Linked DNA regions of Homo sapiens: region 1 is linked to region 2. The links are chromatin contacts, found by Hi-C or POLR2A ChIA-PET in ENCODE. All regions are on one chromosome and are shown on one strand. The core of a region is the stretch at or near the end of the contact, and the rest is flanking DNA. Distances in the headings are between cores, read along the strand shown.

Region 1 (3,323 bases), core at 611-3,110, 140 kb after region 2:
CACTATGTAAATGTTCCCAAGGATCTACTATGAAGCTCTGGCAATGCTCTATTTAGCCTAGGAAATTTGCTGCGATGCCAGACTAAGAGATGGAGTTTTCTGTGGAAGATAAAAGCTGCTTCCTTTATTTGAAGAAAATTAAAGTTTATTCCACAGATCAGTGGTTAACTCTCCAGGGCAAGCCCTTTTCTTCCTCCAAACTTCAACACATATTTCTACAAGTCAGGGAAATATGAATCTTCTTCCTTGGACCAGCTAAATGGATATCCTGTGGCAAGTTATTTGGAAACAATAAAACAGGCAATCACCTGCTTAAGTGGCACAATCAGAAAGGCCAAGAGAGACTTCCGACCTTTCCCGAACACCTTAATAATTGAAACTTACATTGATACCATTCTGTTTGCAAAAAGACAGAAATTCCCTATTTTCAAGGTTCTTATGTGGTTCTGAACCATTCCTTTGAGGAACTGGTGTCAACTACTGTCACATTATATTAAAGACCTGACAAAAAAGAGACATGGGATTGATGTTTTTAACTGAGCAGAAGTTGAAAGCTACTGGGGCAGTACCTAGGGGACTTTAGGCACTGAGGGGCTAAAAATTAGATATATTGTGGTGCAGAGAGATGAAGGAAGGAAGGGAATCAAAGAAAGAAGAAGCAATGACAACCAAAGGCAAATTTTGCCTTTTTCTAGCTCCTAATCTTTATTGTAGCAGTTATCTCTTATTAAGCACTATGTACCAGGTGTGCAAAGGTCTTTGCATGTGTTTGCTCATTACACCTTTACATTTCTGTTTACAAGGAGCAGAGGGGTTTAGGGCCCTGGCTCCAGAGGTTTCTCCCTAGTAGGGGATGAGATCATCCCATGCCATGTGAGCTTGTCAGGAACTTGGCATAGACCCTGAGGTTCTACTCAGGGCCTGAGGTTCTCAAGAATGAACATTCCTGGACATTCAGTAAAGAGTTGTTAATATCCCTGCCTGGATCCCTTTCTTTCTATTTTGAGAACATTAAGAGAGGGAAGGCTACTGACACTTGGAATGAATAGTCATGGGAAAGAAAACAGTCTTCAGGAACAATTTCAGGAAGGTGTGAGAAGATGAAGTGAGGACCAGAGAATGTGTTCCTGGGTGGTGGTGACCAAAAACCACCAGGATGGACTTGAGGGTCCCTAGAAATCAACTGGGGAGGGAAATCCTAGGAGAAAGATTGGTCTTCTTGTCAACCTAGAGGGTTTTTTTTTTCCACTTACTATGGTTTCAACACTAAAATAAATATGAACTTATTCCACACCTCAAACTGGTGATTTGAAATATATTTATTGGAAATATTAAAAATCTATATTTTTACTTTAGGGCAGATAATTGTGTTTTACCTCAATGTTCTAGTTTGTATTTAGCTTAAAGGACATCCTTGAAATATCTGTTTTTTATAAGAGCTTCAGAGTTAAAAGGGGAAAGGAAGATTGTTTAGGTTGAGAGGGTTCTGTTTGGGTTTGCTTTGCTGTTGTCGGGGGCGCTGGGGTGATTAGCATCATGCAGGGCATGTGATTCTGACACCCTCTTCTGTGGTGGGGGTGAGAAGGCACCGGTGCCACTAGTCCCTGACCTGTCCCTCAGACAAGTTACAAATGAAGACTGAGGGGGTGGAGTAGCTATGGAAACCAGGAGGGAAGGATTTTTTTTTTTAATGCAAATGAATTAGAACAAAATGACTGGCATCCCTTTTTCTTTTTCCATCTGTGACAAAAGTTCTGTGTCCTGGTTTCTACCTTCACTTGGAGTAAATTATGGGGGAAAGAACATCATGAAGACCTGCTATTGTCAGAGTGTCATTTCCTCTTTCTATCTTTCTGTGGATTAATTTTAAATCCATTTGATAGAATTAATCATATAAGCCAGTCTCATTTCCCTGCAAATGTCTGCCTTCGTGCAGGTGATTCTGTAGAAAGGAGTTTCTCCAATAAAGCAGAGCTTCTCTTTCAACTCCATGGACATCAGAGAGAGTCCCTTTCAAAAAAGGAGGCTCAGGTCTGGAGAGACAAAGGCCTCTACTTTCGAAAAGGCCTCTTGGATCAAGCCCAGGTATGAGTCGTCAGTACCACGTTTGTCTCTGTGTCACAGCATTTGAGATTTTCATGAGGCTACCTGACCTCAATCTGTTTCCTTTTATATATTAACTCTTTAGGTCCCAATGGGACATACCCATTTTATGAGTTACTGACATTTATAACTTACCTCATTTTAGCATAAACTTTCTGCCTTTTGTTCTTTTGTGGACAACATATTAGCTCTTGGATTCTGAGTTTTTAAATGGTATAATTTTTGTTTGGCTCCAGGCAACAGTAGTTCTACTTTGTGTCTGAGCCTCCCGTCATCATCTGTCACTCTGTGCCCACTTGTTCTATTAAAGTATCATCAGGAAGGCACACAATTGATCCAGGGTAAAAAATTCTGCTCCAACAGTGAATGAATCATTCAATGTTGTGTGTCCACTGGGAGAAAAAAAAACTCCACGCAGCATATTCATTTTCACAATTTTTATGTACTACCATGAAGTACATAAAAATTACTGTAGGAATTTTATTTTATTTTATTTATTTTTTTTGAGATGGAGTCTCGCTCTTTAGCCCAGGCCGGACTGCAGTGGCGCTATCTCGGCTCACTGCAAGCTCCGCCTCCCGGGTTCACGCCATTCTCCTGCCTCAGCCTCCTGAGTAGCTGGAACTACAGGCACCCGCCACCGCGCCTGGCTAATTTTTTTTGTATTTTTAGTAGAGACGGGGTTTCACCGTCTTAGCCAAGATGGTCTCGATCTCCTGACCTCGTGATCCGCCCGCCTCGGCCTCCCAAAGTGCTGGGATTACAGGCGTGAGCCACCGAGCCCGGCCTATTGTAGGAATTATTACACTCACTTTGTTTCACTCTGCTCTACCTTCTAAATCTGAACATGTCCTGTTCTATTGATACTTTCTCCTGTCAATAGTCATGCTAGTGATGGAAGAACCTTGGCCAATATGATTAGAGTCTGAAAGATTCTCCTGGGTGATGTAAAACGAGCTCATAGGCAGAGGGGAGAACTTCCTTCTGTAACACACAGGCTGGCTTCTGACTCACCTACAAAAAAAGAAAAAAAGAGAGCTACTTGGTTCCACTGTCTCTTTGGATCTCATGAGTTGAAAGCTGAGGCTGTACTCCCCAACAAACATGAGTATTTCAGTTCTAAGTAGGTGACTGGAGAAAGATGAAATCCACTCAATTTGAAGAACATTTAAAAAATATGTTTTCATGCTTTGGAAAAGTTTCAGTGTGTCAGGTAAAAT
Region 2 (3,320 bases), core at 473-2,972:
TACCCCTGACATTTTGGTGGCAGAAAGAGTTAATTACTAATCAAGTTTTCTCATTGATTTTTGATAATTTTTTTTAATTTTGTTTTTTGTTTTTCGTTTTTTTTTGAGATGGAGTCTCACTCTGTTGCCTAGTACGATCTCAGTTCACTGTAACCTCTGCTTCCTGGGTTAAAGCAATTCTTCTGCCTCAGCCTCCCTGAGTAGCTGGGATTATAGATGCCCACTACCATGCCTGGCTAATTTTTGTATTTTTAGTGGGGATAGGGTTTCACCATATTGGATAGGCTGGTCTCGAACACTTGAGCTCAAGTGATCCACCCTCCTCAACCTCCCAAAGTGCTAGGATTACAGGCAGGATACAGAGTTCTTGATGGTGTAGTTTGTATTTTTCCAAGGTAGATCTTAAACTGGCAACATAATTACACTTACTCTTGTCTTTTAGGCTAAAAAATAATTGTCAGTACTTGTGGAATGTCAATATTTCTGTGTTGCTTAATTAGATCATAGAGAATGCTCAGTTTCCTGGAGCATGTTTTCTTTTTGTTTGGTTTGTTTTGAGAGAAGGAGATTAGCAGGGTACAGAAAGCCAATTCTCTGAGATTACTGGAAAATAAAGCATTTACATAAATAGTTCCAGAAAGATTTATATGGATCTATTTTCAAAAATTATAGTCTGTAGACTTGCAGGTAAAAAAGCTCCAAGCAGGGAAAATAGGCAGAATTAGTTTCTCAGGAAGAACATGTGTTTGGATGCCTCTTAAATTTATGATTTTAGGATAATCTAATACCACTATAATTATACTACTACTATATATTTTTCTACATGATACTCCGGTTTAGCTCAGCAAGAGTTACAGATGTTTGCTAATTCCTGAAGCATCTGAAACAGGTATTAAGTCATTCACCTACCGATATTTAATGAGCCCTGTCTAGGAGCAAGACATTATGGCAATACGCAGGAGACTTTTTTTTTTTTTTGGAGACAGAGTCTAATTGTGTCACTTAGGCTTAAGTGCAGTGATGCAGTCTCGGCTTACTGCAACCTCCACCTCCATCTCCTGAGTAGCTGGGACTATAGGTGTGCATGACAATGCCCAGCTAATTTTTGTATTTTTAGTAGACACAGGGTTTCGTCAGGCTGCCCAGGCTGGTCACAAACTCCTGGGCTCAAGTGACCCCACCAGCCTCGGCCTCCCAAAGTGCTGGAATTATAGGCGTGAGCCACCATACCCGGCCTGCAAGAGACTTTTAGATGAAATCCTAGTTAATCCTAGTTAAGATCTGGTTAATAGAGTTAAGCACTACCACACAATGTTTACTACATTGTTCAAATATACAACACACATTTGCAAATCTTAAATAAATGAAACCGGAAATAAACTTACTGTGGGTCACTGTGTACCTCAATTTCGTTGTGTGTAATGCTGTGATCCTTCTATCTTTATAGTACCTTTACACACAATGGTGACTCAATAAATGTTTGTTGATGGCAGGCTGAATGAGTGTAGATATGAAGAAAGTAATCCCCACCACCACCCTGCCCTGAAAAACTGATTGCATTATGGTGCTTCTAATTAACTTTTGGTAGATACTAAATGAAAGGGGACCGAACTCTGACCCAAAGTTCATGTTTACAGCTTTGAACAGATTGAGTTTCACTCTTGAAGTGTGTGAACACAAAACAGCAGAACCCAGTGAGACAGGAAGCAGACAATTTTAACCATAGCTACTGCCACTGGAGGGGTGGGGTAGTTTGGGCTTTATTGTGCAAGACAGGAAGTATCCAGAGAGAAGAAGGAAAGGTATGAACTTGTATTGAGTGTTAAGTCTGTGTCAGGCATCAGGCCAGCAGCTTATATAAACCATTGTTGGATCACTCTGCCATTCTGAACTGGAGCCATTTAAAGATAAAAAGGACGACTCTTAGAAGTGTTATAGTTAGATAACTTGCCCAAAAAGTCTCACAGCTCACATTTGGCAGGTTCTGGATTGAAACTCAGACCAGTCTGCTTTGAAGGCCACAGCTTTCCCACTCTGCTCAGCTGTTTCCATTCTGCCTTTTGTAGTAAGAGGACTGACCATTTGAATTAGGTTCTCTTGGTTTTAAGAATAAGACTTAGGTCACCTCAAGTAATGAAGAATGTGCTATGTCCATTCCTTTAGAAAAGAGGAGCCAGTGATCTCAGGCTCATGACAAAGTCTCAGGAAACCCAGGAAAAGCAGAACCACCAGCTTTCAGAAAGGGTAGGAATGTTGTCAGAGCCAGGTCTCAAGGCGACGAATGAGAAAGTTGTTTAGATGCCAAGACAATTCTGGGAGTGCGAGTGTGGGATCTTCTGGGTCTTCTGGAAGGCCACTCACCATTAACATGACCCACTGACCCTCTGCAAGTTTGTTTTTTGGGGCATCTCTGGTTCTCTTTCATCATTGACTGGCTTTCCCACCTTTTTCTCACAATCTTTCTCTTAACGCCTATCCGCCCCTTGATTGTGCTCCCTCTCTACTTTAAGTGACTTATGACCCCTCATGGTCTCCACTCTTCTTCAAGGCTTCTTTCTTTTGCAGTATCTCAACAACTCTCAGTATATACTGCTCCATTTTCTCAGTGTTTCTTAATTCTAGTTCCTGAGAATTAGACTGCTGAAGCCAGCTTTACCTTGTTTGGAAAGGCTTTTCATGCTGGAATATCTCATGGGCTTCTAACAAGCCTAGAGGTCTGGGCTGCCCTGAGTTAGGGGTCCAGCCAGGTTTAGTCACCCCAGGAAAGTTGTGGGTGCACCTAGTTCCTTTAGAAGTGGCTAGGGACTGGGAAGGCACAGTGACTGACATACTGGTAGTGATGGATGAGAATGAAAATTGATCTCCCATAAACATCAGGTCAGCAGCAGAAAGGGGAGGTCACAAAATGGTAGTGGCACAAGCTGGCACTGCATAGAGTGGGAGGAAGATGGCACTAGGAAGAAATGCAAATATTTTTAGTCAAGAATTGGGAGTGACTGGGGAAGGAGCTACAGACCATGAGTCATCCATGAGTCATTCCTTCATAAGAATATGAAGGTTTCTTCACCAGAGACCTCTAGGAATGCTTCCTGTCTCTCCTTTTGTTGTTTCATTAAAATGTGTGCAATCTTACTGAGAATTGGGATTTTTCTCTTATTTCCAGCCTTGATATAGAATTGAGAACGTGACATTAATTATTTTTGTCTCTCAACTAAACTTATTTTTTAAAGATATTTTAATTATATAAATAACATACAAATATATTCTCACTATGAAAAATTCAAATAGTAGAGATAAGTCAAAGTCTACCTTGACTCTGT

Evidence for each region. Hi-C counts contacts between places; a loop is a spot of excess contacts on that map. ChIA-PET counts read pairs that join two places held with the same protein, here RNA polymerase II (POLR2A). Pooled maps may share reads with other maps.
Region 1: POLR2A ChIA-PET joins it to region 2 with 10 read pairs in activated naive CD4-positive, alpha-beta T cell. The contact joins the promoter of LINC02156 here to the enhancer-like site in region 2. A Hi-C loop is called at or near these places in 4 of 50 pooled maps. POLR2A ChIA-PET finds 5 or more read pairs at or near these places in 4 of 52 experiments (activated CD4-positive, alpha-beta T cell, activated CD8-positive, alpha-beta T cell, activated naive CD4-positive, alpha-beta T cell and 1 more).

Annotation. Positions count from the first base shown.
Region 1 is chr12:47,413,148-47,416,470 of GRCh38, forward strand. LINC02156 (long intergenic non-protein coding RNA 2156) reads left to right here and starts at 1,861. Exons shown (of 2, transcript NR_149087.1): 1 at 1,861-2,085.
Region 2 is chr12:47,275,254-47,278,573 of GRCh38, forward strand. No RefSeq gene overlaps it. Among named protein-coding and RNA genes, the nearest start is that of PCED1B-AS1, 60 kb to the left of the region's middle. Within about 2 kb of position 1,723, at least 15 of the 41 ENCODE cell types and tissues checked have a DNase peak (open chromatin) inside an H3K27ac peak, as active enhancers do.